Regions from separate parts of the Mus musculus genome. Here all the other regions are linked to region 2. A link is a loop called in an ENCODE intact Hi-C map of the cell type or tissue named here. Cell type or tissue: left cerebral cortex. All regions are shown on one strand.

Region 1 (8,000 bases), 56 kb before region 2:
ACTAATTTCTTAGCTCCAGCTAACCAGCATCAATAGTCCCAGTAATGCAAAGGTTTGCTTTTCTGGTATCTTGTTAATCACAGCTGATTCATCAGCCCCAGCTAACCAGAACCACAGAATCTTCACAGTCAAAATAGCAATGGCCCTGATAAGAGTCTTTAATCTTCTTCCCTCTGAAATTTCACAAGCCAGGCCTCCATCTTCTGCACTGTTCTCAACATTATCTTCCAAGCTCCTACACAACATCCCACAGAGCTCTTAACACCAAATGGATCTTCTAGCCCAAAGTTCCAAAGTCCTTCCACAGTCCTCTCCAAAACATGGTCAGGTTGTCACAGGAATACCTCACTATGCTGGTACCAATTTATCTTAGTCAGGGTTTCTATTCCTGCACAAACATCATGACAAAGATCCAAGTTGGGGTGGAAAGGGTTTATTCAGCTTACACTTCCCACATTGCTGTTCATCACCAAAGGAAGTCAGGACTGGAAATCAAGCAGGTCAGGAGCTGATGCAGAGGCCATGGAGGGATGTTCTTTACTGGTTTGCTTCCCCTGGCTTGCTCAGCCTGCTCTCTTATAGAATCCTAAACTACCAGCTCAGGGATGGCACCACCCACAAGGGGCCCTTCCTCCTTGGTCACTAATTGAGAAAATGCCTTACAGCTGGATCTCATGGAGGCATTTCCTCAACTGAAGCTCCTTTCTCTGTGATAACTCCAGCCTGTGTCAAGTTGACACACAAAACCAGCCAGTACACCATCCCACTGTGTTATAAGACTCTAAGTCAGACATCAATCATGCCGTAATTATCCCTTAGAGGCCATTTACGGACACCCATAAGAAACAAAATCAAGTCTGTTCTCAATATTGATTCAACAGTTTAAGACTATAAGTACTATTTGGACTGACTCTGCCAGTCTGAGCCATGCTTTTACCAGTTATTTGTGACTCCAATATCCAATGTAAAGCTTCAACCCATTTCCATGTATCACAGGAAGGTTTGTAAAAGTAGGAGACCGTCCAATTACAGTCTTCCAAAGTTTCTCAGCCACACTACACATGATTTTTGAGTCACTGTGATAAACTCTGTTTTTTTAACAATGCTTTTTCTCCAGGTCCTGAGAGAGATCTAACAGTCTTCTCGCAGTCCTGGCTATTACTCAGGCATTTATATACACAAACTCAGTACGGCAGGCACACTTAGGGCAAGTTATTTTATACTGGCCATCTGAACTGTATCTGTGTACACAAATCTGCCCAAAGAGATGCAATTAGGAACAATATGTAAATATCAAGGAAGGGCAAGTAAAATATGGCCAGCTCAAAGCCAACACATATTTGTAATATTATGGTAAACAAATCATAACAGAGATTTGTGGGATAAACAAAATCAGAAGATAAAAGTACCTTTTTGGTACTATTAAATCAATAACCATATTTCAAGGACTAACTCATTTCAAATGTTATATATATGCAAATCTTCTACTCAAATAAATTGTTACATATATTTCAGTTTGCCAGTAATATCATTCTAGCAAATTATCAAATTATCTGGACAATGAATTTATTCTGATAAACTAATTTATTACATGTATACACATATATGTGTGTTATCTTAATTCAGGTGTGTACTATAACGTACTATAATGCAGATGATCCTTACTTTGCATGAAAATATATTTCTAGAAGACTATATGAGTAAATTTAACTTCCATAGCTCAAATCTTAGAAATGCATCAAATTATATGAAATACATTCAGCCCACTAAAACATCACCCTGGACCAGTTTCCTCATCTTCGTACACCTGCCTTCAAAGTACAATTCACTGATAATGCTGCACAGGCAATAACAGCTTGGGAACTGCACTGGTACTGACGATATTATGGAATGCCCTGACTCATACTCAAGGGTTTTGCTTGTCTTAGTGAATCAAACATACTTCCTTTTTTTTCCTTTCCTCTTCTTTCCTCTTCTTTTCTTCTCTGATTTGGGCCAACCGTTGCTTCTTACGTTCCAACTCAGCTTTTAAATCACTTTTGTCCGACATGGTTGTGACCTTAAAAAGCATGCCAACATTAACAATAATCATTACATTGATTTAAAAGAACAAGCAACAGGCTTTTTTTAAAAAAGTACTTCAAGAGGTGTACCAAGAAGCTAAGAATTTCAATGGTACCCATAGAGAACACACAAGTTCTACTTTTAAAATAGCAAAAACCATATATGCATACTGTTAAAATGTAAGAAAAATTATACACAAATGTATGAAGAAATATTTCCTAGAACTTGAGCACAACAGCTAGTACATAGATGTTTTCATGTTCCTAAGCCCAAATTTAACAATGTGTCACTGTAGCCAGGTTGGCCTTGAAATCATAATGTAGCCCAGGATGTCCTCATGGCGATTCTCCTATCTCAGACTCTGGTGTGCCAGAGTTAGCCAGCACACCCAGATTCCATGTTTTCTGATGTCTCTGTATTTGAGTACTAGATAATAAAAGTCATAACTAATGCTTAAAACAAACGACACTGTTGGTTTTAAGTTCTAGACGAGTATGATAGTTCACACCTGTAATCTGGGCTCTCTAGGAGGGAGGCACAAAGATTCTGAGTTCCAGGCAGCCTGGGCCATACAGGGCAAGACAGGCTTTTAAAGAATGCTTATGTCTTCAGCTATGAAACCAAAACTATTACCAGAGATGTCTGTGTTTTGTTCCCAGAAACTTAATAAAACACTGAATAGCTAAACAGGAAGTTCCTAAAAATTCTTTTAAATTCTATAGATGTTCCATGACAATCAATCAAACAGTATATTTCCACCTAACACCTTCTTGTGGCATTCTTATGATTATCTATATGGGCCTGAAATGTTCCATGGTAGATAGTCATCTGGATGAGTTGGGGGCTGTGTTTTTATGGTTTTTGTTACCTTCACAGCATAGCAACCTTAACACTGAGCTCACAGCTGCTAAACGATCCATCTGCAAAGTAGATGGGATTACGAACACAAGCGTGTCCTCATACTGACTGTTATGCAGGAGGGAGGGAGGAACGAGGAGCTTTCTGAACTGGAAAGGTAACCTAGGGACTCAATGTAAGGTAGGAGCCAGGACCTTGTTACCTTCTCTACATTACTGGTTCAACCTTTGTCAGTGTCTCTCTCCATACAACTGCAGGATTAAATGCTTTTGATTAAGGAAACTGGGTTAATAACCTCTTGAAAAGTCTAGGAATCTCTTAGGATCACAATAAAGTTGGATTAAGGGCAAATTTGGTAAGGAGGAAAAATTCATCTATGAAAATGAAAAACATTCTTCTATGTAAATGAAAAAGGGAGAATTCTTGGTAGCGTACTTCAGAAAGACAGGACAGTGGGCAAAAACTAGTGAGCAAGTAACAGGAAATCCCTTTAATATACACTTTTTTTTCCATTTTTTATTAGGTATTTAGCTCATTTACATTTCCAATGCTATACCAAAAGTCCCCCATACCCACCCACCCCCACTCCCCTACCCACCCACTCCCCCTTTTTGGCCCTGGCGTTCCCCTGTACTGGGGCATACAATGTTTGCGTATCCAATGGGCCTCTCTTTCCAGTGATGGCCGACTAGGCCATCTTTTGATACATATGCAGCTAGAATATACACTCTTATATATACTCCCAACCAAGTCATTTGAACAAACTCGCAAAGCAAAGCTCGTGTTTCTTCACCCACTCTTTTCAGGTCTCTAAAAAGCTTCATACTGTAAGGGCTGTTGAAGAAAGTTTCCATACACATCACTCTGTATGATTTTTTTTTGTATTATGTATGATAAATAATACATATTATTTTCTGTTTAGGACCAATTGTCAACAATATACCAATACTGCCTGGAATCTAGTTTGAAGAAATACTTCTTCCTTCAACTCTAACTATTTTGTCCCGCTGAAGCACGGGCGATCAGTTAGCTCCCTCATTATCAGACAGGTCAGGGCCTCTGCTCCGTGACTGACAGGTTCATTTTCTTAAAACTCCGGAAAAAGGAAAGTGTCTAGAATGATGTTTACAATCACAGTGTTCAGAGACCTCCAACACACACGCTAGGTGCCTGGTCATTGCTACTGACCCAAGTAGTAGTGATCTTTATTAATAAAAACCAAGCAAAGCTTAAGGAATTACTTTCTCCCTAGGCTTAAGGCCAAGAGGGTGCGGTCCGGGCTGGGGTGTGTCCGAGGTCCACCAGACGGGTGCAGGACAAATCCCGAGGGTCCAGGCCGCCTGCGGAGGGTCCCGAAGGGTTGCCAAGGGCCCTGGTGGCCTCCCCAGGCCGCTTTGAGTCACCCGGGCCGGCGCTGTCAGAATATCGGCCGGGCGGCCCTACGAGCTCCAAAGCGGCCATCAGAGGCAAAAGGGACTTGAAGGAAGCGCGGCCGACCGACCTGTCAGGTGGCGGAGTGGAGATCGCTTTCTCTGGCCGGTAACTTCCCGGGAACGTCCCTCTCCAACTGTCGCCGCCGCAGATCCGCGGCGTCCCAAGCACACAAAGAGGGATGGGCGGCGGCCGCTACGGCGAGAGCCGAGGGACAAATGGCTGCGCCGAGACGCGGTCTCACACAGAATCAGAGTCTTTGCCGCCCAGCGCAGAGGGGCGGCCTCTCCGTGACTTACCTTTTGTAAAACAGAATCTCCCGGTTGAAACAGATACACCGGCCCGGGGCCCGAAGCGTTTCCGCTTTGGCAAAAGCTGGACAACCACACCTCACATCCTGGGGCGGAGCCCTCAATACCTCCAGAGAACTTCAAGTCCCGGCAACCAGGCGCCCTGCCTGGGCGAGCGAAGCTCTGTGGGAGTTGTGGTCCCACTAGAGGCAAGGAATGCTGGGATATGTAGTCAGTCTTAGCTTTCCTGTCCCCAGCACCAAGGCCATCTTTCTGCCCTTAAAATGCTAATGAGAACATTCCAGAGTTTGTATTGAAGGTGTTTTCTTCCGTGGAACAATGATTACAATGCAGCATGTGCTGCTTAAGGTCTGTGGCCCAACATTAACAAAATCTTAAGTCCTGTTTTTCCATAATGAACCTGAGAAAAGGGCATTTTAAGAAGTTTATTTATAGGCATGTGCTCGTAGATTGATTTGCAGGGGCCATGGATTATTGAGGATTCTTGTAGCATGTGACACAAGATCAAAAATAAACATATATTGGGGCTGGAGAGATGGCTCAACTGTTAAGAGCACTGGCTGCTCTTCCAGAGGTCCTGAGTTCAATTCCCAGCGACCACATTGGTGACTCACAACCATCTGTAATGAGATCTGATGCCCTCTTCTGGTGTGTCTGAAGATAGCTACAGTGTTCTTGTATAAATAAAATAAATAAATCTTTAAATAAAAATATATTAATTTAAGCAGGGCATGGTGGCGCACGCCTTTAATCCCAGCACTCCGGAGACAGTGGCAGAGGCAGGCGGATTTCTTAGTTCAAGGCCAGCCTGGTCTACAAAGTGAGTTCCAGGACAACCAGGGCTATACAGAGAAACCCTGTCTCTAAAAACAAAACAAAACAAAACAAAACAAAAAAATAATTAGCATAAAAATAATTTCTAGTATTTTATAACAGAATAGTTTCCTCCAAAAAGTGTGTTTGGTAAGAAAGCATTTTATACTATTGGATCTGGTTAGATTTTTAATATAAAGAAAATAATTGAAATAAGAATTTACCAGAAGTGCATGGGCTGATGCATGTGGCTTGAAGAATTTATTTGAATAATCTGAAGCATTATTTGCCAAGTATTAAAGCGTTATTTGCTAAATATTAAAGGTAATACCAAAGCATTACTTTCTTATCTTCTAGAAAACTGACAGGAAGAACATTGTTTAAGTTTAATATTGATCTCAAATTTGAAGCTTTAAAATTTCAAAGAGCGTTTAGTTATGCAGACTTTGTTTCCTTCTTTCCAAATAGTTTTTGTTTAGTCACTTGAAAATTGTTATGAGTAGCCATTCATCATGTACCAGGAATGGAGCTGCACACTCTCAGAGCTGAAACAAACTTTCCTCTTCTCAACGGAGAAACACTGGGTTCTCAGTTCCATCAACTGTTAAGATGAGATTGTGTAACTAAGTCATAGAAATAGGTAGGTAAGAAAAAAAATACTTTCATTAAGAGATGCTTCCAGGTACGAGTCTTTGATTTTGGAAAGTTGATTAGAAATCAATCATGGCTGGGCAGTGGTAGCACACACCTTTGATCGCAGCACTTGGGAGGCAGAGGCAGGCAGATTTCTGAGTTTGAGGCCAGCCTGGTCTACAGAGTGAGTTCCAGGACAGCCAGGGAAAAAGAAAGAAAAAATTAATCATGAAAACAAGATTCAGAAAAGTACCATGGTACTGAAAAAGAAGAAGAAGAAGAAGAAGAAGAAGAAGAAGAAGAAGAAGAAGAAGAAGAAGAAGAAGAAGAAGAAGAAAAAGGAGAAGGAGAAGGAGAAGGAGAAAGAGAAGGAGAAGGAGAAGGAGAAGGAGAAGGAGAAGGAGAAGGAGAAGGAGAAGGAGTAGAAGAAGAAGAAGAAGGAGGAGGAGGAGGAGGAGGAGGAGGAGGGGGGAGGGAGGGAGAGAGGGAGAGGGAGACAGAGGGAGAGGAGGAAGAGGAGGAGGAAAATAGGGTTAAAGTACAAAGATGAGAGCGTAGAGCATAGTAGAGAATCAACAAATAATTCAGAATGGCTGTGGGCTAAAATTAAAACTGAGGATTGAAGCCACAGGAAGAGCAAAGTCATATATATCCAAGCCTAGACTGAGATCAGTCACTCACAGACCGTGAAGGCCAATCTAGAGTTCTGATGTCCGGCCATGTTTGTTGTCAAAGCTTGACAATGACACCATGGGCTCATTTTCTGATGTTAGGAATTATATACTGGTGTCAGGGACAGCTTCAGAGAAGAGGGACAATTGCCCCAGTCCGATGACTAAGATAGCCTGGGCAAGAATACCACTTCCTGTTTCTTATTCCGTACAGAGGGGAAAAGAAAAGTCTTCTCAGCCATTTCCCTTTAAAAAGCAAAAGGAAAGGAAGGAGAGAGAGAGAGAGAGAGAGAGAGAGAGAGAGAGAGAGAGAGAGAGAGAGAGAAAAGAATGACCAAGCCAGATCTTGTCAATTAGTGTTGGAGTGTTTGCCTTGTGATTGCTCAGCTGGGGCCTGAAGACTTGTAAATGTATTTAGAAGACAGAAATACAACATGTAAGACAGCAACAAAACCTGGACCGATTGCCAGGAGAAAATGCCCCAAAGCTGCTGGAAACTCACTCAGCAGGAATTTGGGGAGTGTCTTCATAAATGGGCAAAGTTCTCACATCAAATCCATTGATGAGCCAGGCTGTGTGCATTGCCCTATGGTATGGTCTCTGCTGTCTGCAATCTTCAGGCTCCCTTGGAGTCCCCACTGTGTCTAACAGAGCCCTGTGAGTGGCTGCTGATGCTGCAGCTCATCGAGAATAAACAGAAAGTCCGGTGACGTTGGGCTGCACCTCACATAACTGTAGTCACCTGAAACTGTCATGTGGTTCCCCAGCCCCAGCTCTTCCCATCTGATCTGCCATGGACATATGGTTTCATGACTTCTGTATGTTGTGAAAAAGGAGACCTCTCAGACATCAAAAAACTCTTTCCCTTGGGAGTTTTACAGTGAAACTCAAATCCCAATAAAATAGACACCTGGGGGGAAGAAAGAAAGAAAGAAAGAAAGAAAGGAGGGAGGGAGGGAGGGAGGGAGGGAGGGAGGGAGGGAGGGAGGGAGGGAAGGAAGGAAGGAAGGAAGGAAGGAAGGAAGGAAGAAAGAAAGAAAGAAAGAAAGAAAGAAAGAAAGAAAGAAAGAAAGAAAGAAAGAAAGAAAGAGAGAAAGAGGAAAAAAAAGAAGAAAGAAAGGGGCACAGGGTGCTGGTGCAGATTCATGCCGTGATCTGGTGCAGGTAACACACACTTAGGTATCACAGAAGATTCCACTGAACTCTGTCTTTAAGATGG
Region 2 (8,000 bases):
GGTTCTCAGCCCCCGCCCCCGCCCCCGCCCCCGCCCCCGGAAGATAACCATGGCTGGACTATCCTATCCAGACCATATGAAAGCCTATATAACAAATCCCCCTTTAATATAGACTCACTCCATCAATTCTGTTCCACCAGAGAACTCTGACTAATAGTCCTCCTTCCTAGGATAAGGGACAGAAAAAACTGGACAAGACTTGGATGGAAATTAGAAGTGAGGTCTGAGACTTTATGCAGGTGAAGGGAAGTTAGGCTTCAATGCACAGCTGCAGCCCCAGCTTTTCTATGTTGAGATGACAGGCATAGATGGGAGAGTTGCCAGGACACTTGTAGGCCAGTCAGTCTGGAGTACAGAGCATGGCAGCACACACAAGGTGGACCCTTCTTAACAAGGTGGAAAGCTCGAGTCGACACACAAGACTGTTCTCTGTCCTCCCTAAAGCATGCACAAGGGCAGCTACTCAGAAGTAAGCTCTGCTGCAGAACACTGTGCGACATGGTTTTGTGACCTCGAAAACCAATGAGATGTCTGCTTAAGTCTCTCATCTAGCTTGGTGGTGAATTCTAATCTCAAGTGCTTGGGAGGTGGAGGCAGGAGGATCCCAAGTTTGAGACAGCCTGAGCTATATGTTAAGATCCTATTGAATGAGGAGAGAGAGAGAGACAGAGAGACAGAGAGACAGACAGAGACAGAGAGACAGAGAGAGACAGAGAATTCTTATTTCCTCTCAAAAGTTGTCGGAGTAACATGTTAATTTCCTCAGGTTAGAAAATCTACTATGGCCGGGCAGTGGTGGCGCACACCTTTAATCCCTGTACTAGGGAGGCACAGGCAGGCAGATTTCTGAGTTTGAGGTCAGCCTGGTCTACAGAGTGAGTTCCAGGACAGTCAGGGTTACACAAAGAAACCCTGTGTAGAAGAAAAGGAAAAGAAAAAAAGAAAAGAAAAGAAAAGGAAAGAAAAGAAAAGGAAAATTTACTATGTATCCACATTTCAAAAATATATTGTGTAAGATGGACATGTGTAATTTTAATGTTGCCTTTTTATTTGAAAGGTATTTAAATGTGACATTAGCATTCGAAGTGGATGGTGGGTTACATCACCTGTTGAAACACAAACAGAAATAATGATTTCGTTTTTCTGGCCTATTTTTTTTAAAGCTATGCTTCTCAAGAAACAACACAATTATGCTTCAGATTTCCAAAACTGGCCACCCTTGAGCAAAGGAGCTTAGGACCAGTCTTGCGCGCGCTCGACTGGCCAGGAAGAACGACGCTGCAACAGGATCCTTCTGCACACGTTTACTGGGAGAGCTTGATTGTAGAGGCGAAAAGACCTCGAGCCCAGAACTGGTGCTGCTTTTATAGGCCTAGGACAGGCGTTCTCTCTCATCTGATTGGTTAACTTGTCTCTCATCTGATTGGTTAACTTGTCTCTCATCTGATTGGTTAACTTGTCTCTCATCTGATTGGTTAACTTTTGTCAATTCTCAAAACCTCACCTTGGCAAAAGAACCTTTACTGGCTATGTATGTGTGGTGGCCAGCTGTAGCCAACTGCCACTCTGCAACTGCCACTCTGTAACTGCCACTCTGTAACTGCCATTCTGTAACTGCCACTCTAACTGCCACTCTAACTGCCACTCTAACTGCCACTCTGTAACTGCCACTCTGTAACTGCCACTCTGTAACTGCCACTCTGTAACGGCTTCCCACAGACCAGCCTGGGCCACAGTGTAAGACTCGGTCTCAAAACACAACAGAAGCTATCGCCACCACCCTCCTTGGATTTCTCATTACTAATCCAGAAGGGAAGCTGCCCACGGTGTGGCCACCTGGAAGGCAGAGAGCAAGCTGAAAATGAAGAGCTGAACAGTTTCTTCTGGAAAGCAGTTCTCCCTCCCCGTCCCCGCCCACCCTGTGAATTGGTCTGAGTGAGCATCATTGAAAGCACAAGCTCCATTTATCCCTGTCCCTTATGGGTGGGAACTGTAATGTTTGATACGATCGGGAAGTCTGAGATGAGGCACAGTCGGGTGGAGATCGATGCTGGTCCTTGCTGCTGTGTCCACGATACTACAGGAGCAGCCCAGCCTTGCTGGAGGCCCCTCTCTGTCTGTGACTACTGGGTCAGACTCAGTGTCCCATCAAATTCTACAGACCACATGGCTTCATCAAATCCAAGTATAAAAATAGCCATCCTCCTGTGTCACGTCAAACCATGAGTAATAAGTTTGCATAGCATCCCAGAGACCAGCTCCCTGTGTTTATCAACTTTCCCCGGCAGCACACAGAATGCAGAGACACTCACTGGCTTCAGCCAGAGGGAAAGGTTCTAAGCAGGGACACTCATCCTAGAGGAGGCTGGGATGGACCACCCTCTCCGTACAGGGATGTGTTCACCAATCAGAAGTTCCCTTTAACACCATCTTCTGGGGTTTGGGTCATGGTTGATTAAAATGTTGGTCCTTGGGCTGGAGGGATGGCTCAGAGGTTAAGAGCACTGAGTGCTCTTCCAGAAGTCCTGAGTTCAATTCCCAGCAACCACACGGTGGCTCACAACCATCTGTAATGGGATCCAATGCCCTCTTCTGTTGTGTCTAAAGACAGTGACAGTATACTCATATAGATTAAATATTTATTTAAAAAAAAAAAGCAAAAATAAAAAAAAGTTGTTCTGTGGCTATTGACCTCAGTTGCCTTCCCAGAGGCTTAGAATGAGTGGGCTTGCAGGCTCTAATTTGGGAGCCTATTAGGAATAACAAATGTGGTTCCTCTTACCCCCATTACAAAGGCAATCCCAAGGATTTTAAGACTTCCATGCTGTAGGGGATGGAGGACACCCTGAGGAACTGAGTTACTGTTGACGTAGGAATGGCCTTGTGAGCACTCCAATGCCTCAGCTCCACAGAAGCAGCAAACCTTACCTCAGGGGGCCTCAAGCGGTGGAGAAGCTCTGCTCAGAGGCCGGGAGATTAACTGTTCATGGATGTCCGAGCGGCACGTACAGAGACTGGATATTGAAGCTTCCTCCTGGGTGTTTACTGCCTGCGAATGCTTACGTTGGGTTCCCAATCTGGGCTCCGACCCCATCTGATCCCAGCTTTCCTGTACCTGGGCCTGCGTGTGTGTTCTTCCTTTATTCCCACAAATCCTCCAGTCTGGATTCCAGGACTCAAGCCATTCAGTACTACGTTAGGAACTAGAGACACCCTTAAGACACAAATTATAGAACCTTTAGTTACGTATTTTGGATTGTTCATAAAGCACAATTTAAAATTTCACACTGATATTCTACAAACATATCTTGAGCATCAATTAGATTATCTTATCAGAGTCTCCCAGTGCCCTGAGAACTCTAAAGACAGGCGTCTTTAAGTCCATCACAGGAACAAGACAGCCGGGATCTTAAATCCTCTGGAAAAGCTCCGGTCGGAGCCTAAGTCCTTGAGCTTCAAAACCAGGGCTTCCTGCCAACCACAGAACCTCCCATGACTTGCCCTCTGCACATCCCAGGCCCATTCAGAATGCTTACACATGAAAATGTGAGCCTCCGTTACTTTGAAAATAAAGCACTATCCGCCCTGACGTATCTGAAGACCACTGTCCTCTGAGAAGCTCAGGCTCCCGAGGAGCCAGAGCCTGGCTGGGCTCTTCTCAGTTGCATGGATGTCAGCCATAACAAGCTATGAGAGGAGCCACCCACAACTCTTTGTAGCTTACAGGTCAAATATCCTGCCACTTAGTCTAGTGCTTCTCTTTGAATATTCTAAATGAGGGCTTCCCTTGACATGAGTTATCTGATACCTAATGCCCCGTTGAAATTAGTTTCTTTTTAAAATACACTATTTTTTTTTAGAGTGTGTTTGTGTCCATAGTAACACTGCATGGAGGTGCCCAGAGTCCCTGTATCTTTGTCTTCATACATGTGACATAAGTGGTGTATAGTCCATGGATTTGGAGTATGTATGAGCATAGGTTCATGTGTGCATACATGTGAATGTGTATGTTCCTATATATGTGCATATGTATTATATATATATACACATATGTATATGTATATATATAATACACACACATTATTCTATATTCTATATTCTATACTCTATATATTATCTTTGCCCTAAAGCCCTTTGTGTTCTCTGTCACACTATCTTGGACACCTGACAATCTTTTATATTCTGCATAGCTCTACCTGGTCATGCTTTCAAATAAAGTTTTACCATCAGATATACAAAGAGAAGAGCAGTTGGGAGCTTTATTATACATCAAATGATTGCTGTATTGTAATTGTGATTAGAATTCCAATGCCAGCTCTCAAAGAAACAATCAAACCTGGTTCTGCAGCTAAACCTTCAGGTTGGCTTAGAAGCCAGAGAGGTGGCCTCTCCTTCCGCGGCCATTGGCAGTCATGGGGTTGCTGCCACCTGGTGGCTATTGCTTGTAGTGCAGCGAGCGAAGCCGTCCTAGCCAGAGTGAGCAGCCAGGGAAAAAGGACCTGCAGTCAGTCACATTGATAATGCTTCAGCTGAGCGCTCTTATTACCTGGGAAGACCAAGAGCCCGTGCGGTTTATTATGGGTTTGTGCTGTTTATTAATCCACAACAGTATTGTTTTTGATAGACAACCTAAGATTAAGGCTAATAAAGGACTCTGGAATGTGGACTCGATAATTTTGTTGGCTTGAGAACAAAGAAGAAAGTCAGTAAATAGTACCTGGATCCTCCAGTAATTACTCCATCTTATAAATTACTGTTTTCTCCTATTCCAGCCCACAGTCTGTCATTCTTGAAAGTATGATATATTAATTTTGAGCTAAGCAATATCCACAGGGAGTAATCAGAGTTGGCACCGTACAGGTGTTTCCCAATGAAAAAGGTTACTATTGGAATTATTTATAAACGCATCAGAAAGCTGAATGTTAACCGAATGATTTCTCATCTGCTCATCAAACGCAGGAGTTATATATGCACCAAATGGCTCCCTCCGTCTGACATTCCAAAGGTCATGCTCACCTCCTTCAGGGTGAGAGTACCCTGCCGTGTTATCTTTCTGATTTCTCATTTTCAAAGTTAGTTTTAATTTGCTTATTACAGCATAGTTAACTCCCTTGAATATTTCATGTTCATCATTCCTATTAATTTTTATATATGTCATATATATAATATCCATACGCAGTATCTGATCTCATGTTTTAAGGTTTTGTTTAAATAGAATCTGCTCGTCTGCCTGTGCTCTCCCTGCCTCTCCCCCCAACCCCTGCCTGCCTCATACAGCCCTGACTGGCCTGCAACTCACTATGTAGCCAAAGCTGACCCAGAACACCTGATCTTCTGCCTCAACTTCCTGAGTACTGGGACTAGAGGTGTTGTCTTAGTTAGGGTTTTACTGTTGTGAACAGACACCATGACCAAGGCAACTCTTCTAAGGACAACATTTAATTGGGGCTGGCTCACAGGTTCAGAGGTTCAGTCCATCATCATCAAGGCAGGAACATGGCAGCATCCAGGCAGGCATGGTGCAGGAGGAGCTGGGAGTTCTACATCTTCATCTGATGGCGGTTAGTAGAAGACTGACTTTCCAGATAGCTAGGATAAGGATCTCAAAGCCTACACCCACAGTGGCACACCTATTCCAACAAGGCCACACCTTCTAATAGTGCCACTCCCTGGGCCAAGCATATACAAACCATGACAGGTGTATACTACCAGGCCCTGGTTTATAAAGGACTGAGAATTGAACCCAGGGCTTCATATATAGCAGATACAAAATCTGCCAATATGCCACCAGCTCCTGCATCTTTGTCTGTAACTTGATTTGCTCTCAGTCATCATCATGGTTGAGAGACACATGCAAATCCATAGGTTCTTTCTGTACAGCTTTCTGTCATCCTTACACAACAGTGGCTAGTGTCAATCCTCATGACAAAGAGAAGAATGCAAGAGCCGTGTCCCCTTCTGTGATCTTGTTTGAGAAGTCTGATAGTGTCTTAGTTAGGGTTTCTATTGCCCTGATGAAACACCGTGGCCAAAAGAGCAAGTTGGGGAGAAAAGGATTTATTTGGCTTATACTTCCACACCACTGTTCATCAGGACAGGAACTCATACAGGGCAGGAATGTGGAGGCAGGAGCTGGTGCAGAGGCCATGGAGGAGTGCTGCTTACTGGCTTGTTTCCCTGGCTTGTTCAGCCTGCTTTCTTATAGACCTCAGGACCACCAGCCCAGGAATGGCACCACCCACAATGGGCTGGGCTCTCCCATGTCAATAATTAATCAAGAAAATTCCTTACAGCTGAATCTATGGAGGCATGGCCTCAATTGATGTTCTCTTCATTTAGATAACTCTAGCTTGTGTCCAGTTGATATACAACTAGCCAGGACATAAAATATCACTTCTACCATGGTCAGTCTGTTGAAAACAAGTCATGGAGATCTCGCTGTTCAAGGGAATGAAGCTGGGCTCTGCCTTCTGTTGAGAAAACTCATTAAAGAATCCTTAGCTACATTTTAAGGCCGTTACAGTTATCCCACAGAACGTAAGTTATTTTCATTTTCCTCTGGCTGCAAAATGTACTCACTACCCACCTTAAGCCCCTTAACCAACACAGCTCCTGTGGTGCTAGACTCAAGCCTGAGGTCCACAACCTTGACATTGAAATCAAGTCTAGAGGTGGTGAGGCTCTTCAGGTACCGCTGACTCAAAGAGGGGTGAAATAATTGAGCCTTGTTCATCTAAACAAAAGACTGGAGCTTCTAGGGAAACAGAGGTGCCACAGGCTCTGGGAGGCTTAGGAGGGACCAGAGCTGTTCTCTGACGAATGTAGATTCTCCCAAGCAACAGCCAGCAGTGACATCACACCCCCCTCTTCCTTTTCTAAACAAAATGTTAGGGGTCAGGAGAAGAGAAACCTTTGTCTGCATTCACTATTTATGATTATAGATAGGTGGTCTATGAATTTTTGTGGGTTTCCTTCCACAAAAGACCAGCTCTTCAGAGCTCTTCTGTATCTATAAGCTTTCTAAATACAAAACAGAAAAATGCCAAAGGAAAGCATTTAGGGCTTTCTTTACCCTCCCATGAGAGTTTTCTTAGATGGCTTCTTGCTCTTAGGCAGCTGAGATTTGAAACCCTGAATGTGCCTTTCGGTCCAAGCTGATTGTCATTCATTGGAAAACAAAAAAAAAATAGACTTTTTATGAATTGATTTCTAGCCAACTCTGTTGGGCAAAAAGGGTGTTGCACACCCTTCCTCTTCTCTTAGAACCCCTAAAGCTTCTATGGGGCTCCCTTAAGGTGTGTGAGCCTCTTGTCTGCATGAAAGGTCTCTGAAGCCATCCTAAAACATCTAAGGCAGTCAACAGTCATGTGGGTGAAGCCTGCACTTTGACTAGCAGCATGCTGGCTTTGGCTCCCTGGATTCTGTTTCACTAGCTGTTGAAACGGTTCCCTCTTCAGTCTGTTTCCTTCCTCCTGGATTTTACTACAGGCATTGTGCCTCCCATCCCAGGCCTGAAACAATCCCTCAGGCAGACCATCATTTTCTTCTCCTGACCATAGGTGACAATATCGCCAAACTGTTGCTCCTCTGTTCACTTCCCAGTGACATTTTCCTACATTAATCCCAAACTAATAAGTCAAGAACAACGAGGCTGGAGATGCATTAAGAGCATTGGTTGCTCTTCCAGAGGACCAAGTTTAGTTCTCGGCACCTACAGCAAACGGCTCATAGTAGCCCTGGAACAGTAGTTCCAGGGAATCTGCCTCCCTCTTCTGGCTTCTGAGGGTACTGCAAACATGCACACACACAAAAATCATCATCATCAATTAATAATAATAATAATAATAGTAATAATAATAAGCAATGAAGCTTTCAATAACACTTCCTTGAAGACCTTGTATCTCCCATCCAGTCCTAAAGCCATTGTTGCATTTTCTGTTTTTGTTATGGTTAAAATAACTCAAAACAGCTACATCTATCTGCTTATGAATCTATAGGCT
Region 3 (8,000 bases), 66 kb before region 2:
AGGGACAACCTGGAAAATGCAAATCACTATTATTATCAAAAGGTGGATGCTAATAGAAAATAAGGCATTAACATTGACTACAATAATGTAATTCAATTAGTCTTGGGGGAGTGGGGGGAAAGACTATAATAATTATGCAATGAGGCAGTACCACTAGACTCTCAGACTTCAACAAACCTCTGAAATAATGAAAACATGCATTCAGGGAGGAGAAAGACCTGAACTCATGAGCTACCAAGTAGAAAAGACTCATTTCTGGAATTTTAAAGGACAGCTTGTAAATGTCTTTGAAAATGTCATAAGCCATTAATATGTAGCTTTTGTCAAGTATTTAAAATATGATTTGCTTAGTAAGACAGTAATTTGATCAGACTGCCTTTATTTCAAGTTGTCTATAAAATAGTCTAAAGCAGGTCTGCACTGATGTAACATAAATATGCAAATGGATCTCAGAAATTCATGGTAAAGACAGCACATGTTCCTTTCTCTAAGAACCCAAGAGACATGAAGTGAAAACAGCACAGCCTCCTCGTCACACAAATAACCGACAACATGGACTGGCTCACTCTCTAGGATACAAAGCTTTGTCAAGAAGGCTTTACTCACCCGCTAAAACCTTGGCTTTCCAAGGATATAAAAGTAACATTACAGCCTTTGGCCAATGAAGAAATAATAGAATATTTTTAACCATAAAGACTCTAATAATACACTTAGATTTAAAATTAACCCTAAATCCACAACTACACACAGAAGCCTCAGAGATGAAGGACTGTATGTGGTAGAATAAAGTCTCTGGGGAAAGGGCTTTTGCTAGGAAGCAGGGCATAGAAAAGGTAGGCAGTCATGGAAAGGGAGCATGGAGGTTCAGAATGCTGGCAGAAGACAGTGAATGGGACAACCCAAGCCACCAGGTTTCTCAGCTGGAGCACCAGTACACACTCTCCTCACAACCATGCCCCTCTGTGAACAGACACATGGGCTCTCAGCCTAGGGCTCATCATCTAAGCTATCTGCTTTCTTTGTTCTTCTAAGAAGCATTGCTTTACATACTGAGTCTTTGAAATACTAGTTTCTCCATTTACAGTGCCTCTCTTCTGATAATGAACATTCATTATCAGAATATTAAGATAGTCTCTTCAATATTGAGAATTATATTATGATATTAATATTTATATTGTTAAAAATATTCTCTTCAATATCATTTCAATCATTACATTTTTAAATGAAGTTGATAAATTATTTTGTAGATTAAAATATCATAAAGAACCAACAGGGCTGGAGAGATGACTCAGTGGTTAAGAGCACTGACTGCTCTTCCAGAGGTCCTGAGTTCAAGTCCCAGCAACCACATAGTGGCTCACAACCATCTGTAATGAGATCCGATGCCCTCCTGGTGTGTCTGAGGACAGCACAGTGTATTCACATACATAAAACAAATAAATCTTTAAAAAAAGGAAAGAAAAGAAAAGAAAAGAAAAGAAAAGAAAAGAAAAGAAAAAGAACCAACATTCCTTGTCATGAAATGGTTTTAAAAATTAAGCTCTACTTGAAACGACTGAGCTGGAGCATGGACTGTGTTCTCTGCACAAGTCTGCTCTAAAACACCCCAAACTACAGAAGGGGAACCAGCAAAGCAAAGCGTAAGCAGCAATGCGCCGTGTGCTGGGACTTACCTACTAGATGCGCTCACCCATAAGTTAAAACATTCATTTTAGGAAATATGTGACTTTCAATTTCTGCTATATATTTGCGTACAATGTCTTTTTTCATACTTACTTCATATGTATGCTTGGCCTGCATTTATGTCTGTGTACAGTGTGTGTGCCCCGTGCTTATGGAAGCAAGAGGAAGGTGATGGATCCTGAGGAACTGCAGTTAACGTACAATGTCTTAAAGAAGGGTGTCTTTTGTTTGGCCTTTCAAGTAGAAGGACATGATCTAATTAAATCCAAACAAACATTTAAGGTCTAACTTATATTGTGAGAGATCCTACTCTCAAGAGTGTCAGACAAAAAACAGTCAAATGGCCAACTAAACATCAATCTACCAGCAAATATGTGGAGCTGTCTTATTAGTGACATTGAAAAAAGAGAATTATTCAATCATGGTAGTGTGCACATTTAATCCTAGCACTTGGAAGGCAGAGGCAGGCAGACCTCTCTCTATGTGTTCCAGTCCAGACAATACGAATAATCAGACTCCATCTCAAGAGAAAAAAAAGTTTTAGTAGAATAACAGTAATTTTAAATTTCTAAACTTTAAATCTGTCTGATGACTACTTAAGGATTTTTATAGTTTAAAGAAAACAAGTATCCATATAGGTCATGATGTAAACTCAACCTTTTAAAGTTATTCACTTTTTGGTTTTTTTATTTTTTGTTTTGTTTTTTAAATTGTGGATTATGAAAACAACAACACTATCACACCTTTATCTGTATTTTGTATTTTCACAACAAATTATAAATAAGCACTGGGTGTTAATATTGGGGTTATAAGTATATGTCTTAAAGATTATGGAATTCATTTTGCCTAATTATTTTTAAGATTTATTTTTAATTATGTGTATCTTTATGTAGCAGTATGGGCACATGAATGCAGGAGCCCCAAGAGACCAGAGAAGGGTATCAGGTCCCCTGATGCTGGATCACAGGTCATTGTTATCTGCCTATCAGGGTGCTGAGAAGCTAACCCAGGTCTTCAGCTGGAGTGTGACAATGTTAGCTGCTAAGACATCTCTCCTATCCTCCCACCCTTTCCACACTTTTCCCTCATATTTTAAAGGCAACAAGATCACCATAATATGCTTAGCCACTTATTGGTTTCATTCTGTTATGTCAGCTAAGAGAAGAAAAATAGTTTAGAGATAAGACAGGGAAACATGTAGAGGTCTGGCTAGGAAACAGAAAGGCTAAATCTTAAGACAGTGCAGGCTACACAGCTATTTAAAGATATTAATTCTGTGTTGATCAGCTTATGCTCTTTTGGTAAACACAATCTCATATGCCTTTACATTCTTTCAATTTTTAAATAACTACCATGAGCTAAAATACAGTGATGACACCTGGCTTCTTTCTCAAAGCCTGCTTACTGTTGCCCTGAACAGTTCTACTTTGGCTAGATCTAACATTCTACTCTTATGGGCAGCTAAAAATTCTAAATATTTTCATGCCAATAGCAAGCTGATATTTAATCAAGAATGCAGGGGCTGGAGAGATAACTCAGTGGTTAAGAGACCTTGCTGTTTAACAGAATATGTTACCTAGTTTTATGTCAACTTGATTGAAGCTAGAATCCTCTGAAAGGAGGAAGCCTCAATTGAGAAAATGTCTCTATAAGATCGGGGTAGATAGGTGTAGGCAGGTAGGTCTGCACAGCATTTTCTTCATTAGTGATTCATGAAGAAGGGCCCATCCCATTATGGGTGCGGCTCCCTGTGGGCTGGTGGTCCTGGTGCTACAAAACAGGCTGAGCAAGCTTTGGGAGCAAGCTAGTGAGCAGCACCCCTCCATGGCATATGCAACAGCTCCTGTCTCCAGGTCCCTGCCCTCTTTGAGTTCCTTCAACTGAACAGTGCTGTGAAACATAAGGCTTTAATAAACCCTTTCCTTCCCAAACTGCTTTTGTCATGGTGTTTCCTTTATCACAGCAATACTATCTCTAACTAGGCCTCAGAAGATCCCAGATTGGTTCCCAGCACCAACATGGTGGCTGACTCCCTTTTCTGACCTCTACAGAGAGCAGGCTGCACCTGGTGCACATACATAGAAGCGGGTAAAACACTCACACATGTAAAAGAAAAATAAATATTAAAAAAAGTTAAGCTGGGCAGTGGTGGCGCACGCCTTTAATCCCAGCACTTGGGAAGCAGAGGTGGGCAGATTTCTGAGTTCGAGGCCAGCCTGGTCTACAGAGTGAGTTCCAGGACAGCCAGGGCTATACAGAGAAACCCTGTCTGGAAAAAACCAAAAAAAAAGTTAAAATCTTTCAGTAACCACTCATATTCATGAAATACATTTTCATTAGAAAGAAAAAAAAAGCATAGCTATTTACACTGTCAGTTTACTTCAGCAAAAAAACCAAACTAATGGTTTGAAGACTAGCAATAGTTTTTCCTTTCATTGTCTCCCCTTTTCTCTCCAGTTTACACTGGAACAACAATGGCCTACAGAAGGACTAGGGAGAGAGCTTGGTGAGGAAGGATGAGCGCTGTGCAAGCCTGGAGGGCCGACTTCTGTCCCCATGTAGGGAGAAGGAAAGAACTGACGTCCCAAGGTTTTCCTGTAGCCACCTGTCTGCCACCATCCCACCCAGCCCCAAAGAGGAGTAAGAAAGCCTTTAGCTGGGCATGGTGGCACACCCCTTTAATCCCAGCACTCGGGAGGCTGAGGCAGGTGGATTTCTGAGTTCGAGGCCGGCCTGGTCTACAAAGTGAGTTCCAGAACAGCCAGGGCTATACAGAGAAACCCTGTCTCAAAAAAAAAAGAAAAAAAAAAAAAGAAAAAAGAAAAAGAAAGCCTTTGCTTGAAATCCTTAAGCAACCCTTCCAGACTCAGAACAGTTATGGTGCCGAAGCTATCACTATTTCTTTGCAGCTCCTGCCACTGAAGCTTGTGGACAATGCAATGAATGTGGATCAGGAATTCCCGTAGGTGGAGTGAAATGGAATTGTTGTATACTTCCAGGATCTGAAGGCTTTGTCACTATGACACTGAAGACAACTCGGTTTGAAGCTATAGCAGAAGAAAGGACTACCAAATTAGATCAGATTCTGCTAAATGGAAATAATACAACACTGGTTCCTGGAGAAAGACCTGAATATGAATGAAGTTCCTTGACTTATGCTAGATATAGCCTTATGTTTAGATTCTATAGCCTAAGTTTCTGTAAAGGGAAGTGCATCTACTTTCCTAAGCTAATAATGGTTATCTTGGGAAAGACTGTTTTTGTTTTGTCTGCCTCTTTAAAGACTAATAAAGGTTTTTTGTTGCTGTTGTTGTTTTGTTGTTTTCTGTCCTGCCCAAGATCTTGTATCACCGGCCTCTACCCACTTCTGCTCTTTGCCTCTCTCTGGCTTTTTACACTGCAACCACAGGAGCCCAGCCAAGGCTAGCTTTACCCTCACTGTTCCCTCCACCTGGACTGCCCCCACTCTCAGCCTTAGCATGCTGGGCTGCTTCTGATCTTCCTGTTCTTTCAAAGCTCTTCCTGAGCACCAGATCTAAAGCTCAGTCTCACTCTGACATCACCATGATAATCCAGCTCCCTACAGGAACTCTGCAGGGCACTTGTCTATACTCAGAAGCCCATCCCCCAGCCTGGCTTATCAAAATACTCAATACTTTTTGAATTAATGAGTTGGTTGAGTAAGATTTTTCTTTAAAAGCTGTAAAACTAAATATTACAAATTCTCCTGTAGGAGAAGAAATAGAAATGGAGGAAGAGGGCAGGCCCTCTCACTAAAGAATGATCTTTCAAGAAACAGCAGAAGTGGGCTAGGAATTAAGACATATGAGCAAGTAAATTAGTGCAATGGAAGTCAGGGTGGGACTGGAGGGGGGGGGGAAGATTCATAGAAGAAATCCACACCCCAATGGCACAGAAAATAAGAAAACAAGACCCTCTCCAGACCTGTACAACTGACAAGTGATGTGCTTCAGTTACTAGGATAATAAGAAAAGTAATCGAGTTAATTTGTTTTTAAAATCAAAATATATAGCACAGGATTATTAAAGACATAAAAATTAATGGGCTACAGTCTTCAAATTCTAGCAATAAAGAAAAACTATGAGCAGGAAGGTGTAACAATGAAGCAGATGTTGAGAAAAACTAGCCTTTTCATCTCAAAACCTTTTAGAAATAATGATCAGTTTACACTAAGGCACATTGTAGTTACTGCCTCTGGTGTACATCCCCTAGGATAGATAAAATTAGCCTGCACCCTAGGTACAATGGTACACACCTATAATCCCAGCACTCAGAAGGCCAAGGCAAGAGGATTATGATTTCAAGGTCAGACTGGGCAGAAAACCCTGTCTCAACAGCCAAATTCAAAACCCAAAACAAAAAACCTCAACAAGATGAAACATTGCTAAGGAGACAGCTCTGCTCAGAAAGTGCTCACTGCACAAGTTATGAGGACCTGAGTTCTAGCCCCAGAACCAGCTATGGTGGTGCACATGTGTAATCCCAGCCAAGGAGATGGAGACTGGTGGACCCTTACATTCACTGGGTAGCAGCCTAGTCTACTCTGAGAGCCCTAAGTCAGGAAGGAAGGTAGCACCCAAAGAATATCACTCAAAGTTGTCTTCTGGCTTCTTCATGCGTGGCACCTACCTGGACACACACCAATATGCCATCACACACAAACACACACACAAAGATATTAGCTCAAAAATAACCTTGAAAGGTCAGGTCCCCAAAGGATAAAATGCCACACTAAAACACATTCTCTGTAGCAGCACCTAACACAGAACTATATTATTTAAATAAGCATGAAATGCTTTCAAGTATGTAACTAGATCTCAGTATCTCTTCTATGCAGCATATTGGTCTAATATAACTATCAAGATGAATAACACAGGAAAAAGACCAAGACCAGGTGAAATTATGTGCTTTCTGGAACTGCGAGAATGCTATACATTTCTCTCCTTCTCCTTTGTTTTGAGGATTTTGTCTTAGTACACCTTTTCCTGGCCTACAAAAAGGAATATAGAATTAGGTTAGGAAATACTCATCTTTAAGTTTAGCATAGTGTGGTGCATAGTAAGTTATTTATTTAAGTAAGAAAATTAAATTGGTAGCTTGGTATGTGTTAGTAGGTATTAATCTTGATTTCCCAAACAAATAAAATAACTCTGTACTGATATATCTGGGGGGAAAAAAGGAGTTTCAAGCAAATGGTAATGCTTTTGAGACAAATAAAATATGCAAAAGATATCAAACCAATGCACTGAGCTTGGATATGTCTGAGCTCAACAGAATATATGCCTGTTTCCCATGAAAAGATACAGTTAGGTCCTTACCAATAGGGGAGTCCGTAGTTAGTCCCATGCTTTGAAGCAATGCCTCAGCTTCTCTTCTTTTTTTTTCAAGATCAGACTCTTCTTGTACAGAAACAGCAGCTTCCTTCTTCTGATCAGTCTAAAATTTTAAGTCAAAACCTCAAGTTAAAGTATGATATGAAACACTTCTACATATATATATATATATATATATATACATATATATATATATATATACATACATACATAATGTATATATACATATATATCTTATTTTTAAAGTTTTATTTTTATTTCACTTATGTGTATAGTGTTTTGCTTGCATGTATGTGTGTACACCACATGCTTGCCTGGTACCCATGGAGGCTAAAAGAGGAAGCTGGATCCCCAGCCTGGAGCTGCCAGCATTGTGAACTGCCTGCCATGCCATGTGGGTGCTGGGAATCAAAACTGGTCCTGTGGAAGAGCAGCCTATGCAATTAACTGTTAGGATGAACTTTGTTTTTAATATTACAGTTCTTTTTATAAATCATTCTTACTGCATCCATGTTTATATATATTCAAGGGGTCTTCACAAAAATATTATCAAAAAGGCCAGGAATAATAGATCTTGCCTATAATCCCAGAGGTTAGTGGGCAGAGGACTTCCTGAGTCAAGGACAGCCTGGTATACAGGGCAAATCCCAAGTTAGCCAAGCCTACATAGCAAGAGTCCGTCTTAAAATGCATATATAACTTTAAAAAAGCAAACATCTTTAAAAAGCAGTCAACTTCCAATTCTCTATCATATGAATCTGGTGAGTATGGACAGGAACCACAGGAGTCCCCAACCCTAATGGTACAAAAACTTAGAAATACGTTTCTACAGAAGGGAAACTAAAGGGATTTAAGATATAAGAATTAAGCAAATTGATTTCTTAAAAAAAAAAGAATAATTTTTAAAGCTCTACATAAAATTTCCAGTGAATTTATATAAAAAAATGTTTATAAAAATCTCTT

Evidence for each region. Hi-C counts contacts between places; a loop is a spot of excess contacts. Peaks named below come from ENCODE experiments on the same cell type or tissue, not always from the same donor. Only the 100,000 strongest peaks of a DNase experiment are listed, where the experiment ranks them.
Region 1: a loop joins it to region 2, with 2.4 times the contacts of the local background. A loop is called at or near these places in 10 of 42 quality-filtered maps.
Region 3: a loop joins it to region 2, with 2.9 times the contacts of the local background. A loop is called at or near these places in 7 of 42 quality-filtered maps.

What each region holds. Positions count from the first base shown.
Region 1 is chr2:71,208,498-71,216,497 of GRCm38, reverse strand. It overlaps Dync1i2 (dynein cytoplasmic 1 intermediate chain 2), which reads right to left and starts at 4,552. Exons shown (of 16, transcript NM_010064.4): 1 at 4,424-4,552; 2 at 1,943-2,059. The coding sequence starts at 2,050. In left cerebral cortex, no CTCF peak of the experiment used is centred here; a DNase peak (open chromatin) is centred at 4,791; H3K4me3 peaks cover 1,319 bases; H3K27ac peaks cover 783 bases.
Region 2 is chr2:71,152,119-71,160,118 of GRCm38, reverse strand. Gm39576 (a long non-coding RNA gene) reads right to left here and starts at 4,922. Exons shown (of 3, transcript XR_866408.1): 1 at 4,337-4,922; 2 at 2,929-3,214; 3 at 1,027-1,106. In left cerebral cortex, CTCF peaks have their summits at 4,436 (motif pointing left) and 7,780 (motif pointing left); a DNase peak (open chromatin) is centred at 4,441.
Region 3 is chr2:71,218,441-71,226,440 of GRCm38, reverse strand. It overlaps Dync1i2 (dynein cytoplasmic 1 intermediate chain 2), which reads right to left. Exons shown (of 16, transcript NM_010064.4): 3 at 7,023-7,140. Among named protein-coding and RNA genes, the nearest start is that of Dync1i2, 10 kb to the right of the region's middle. In left cerebral cortex, no CTCF peak of the experiment used is centred here; no DNase peak of the experiment used is centred here.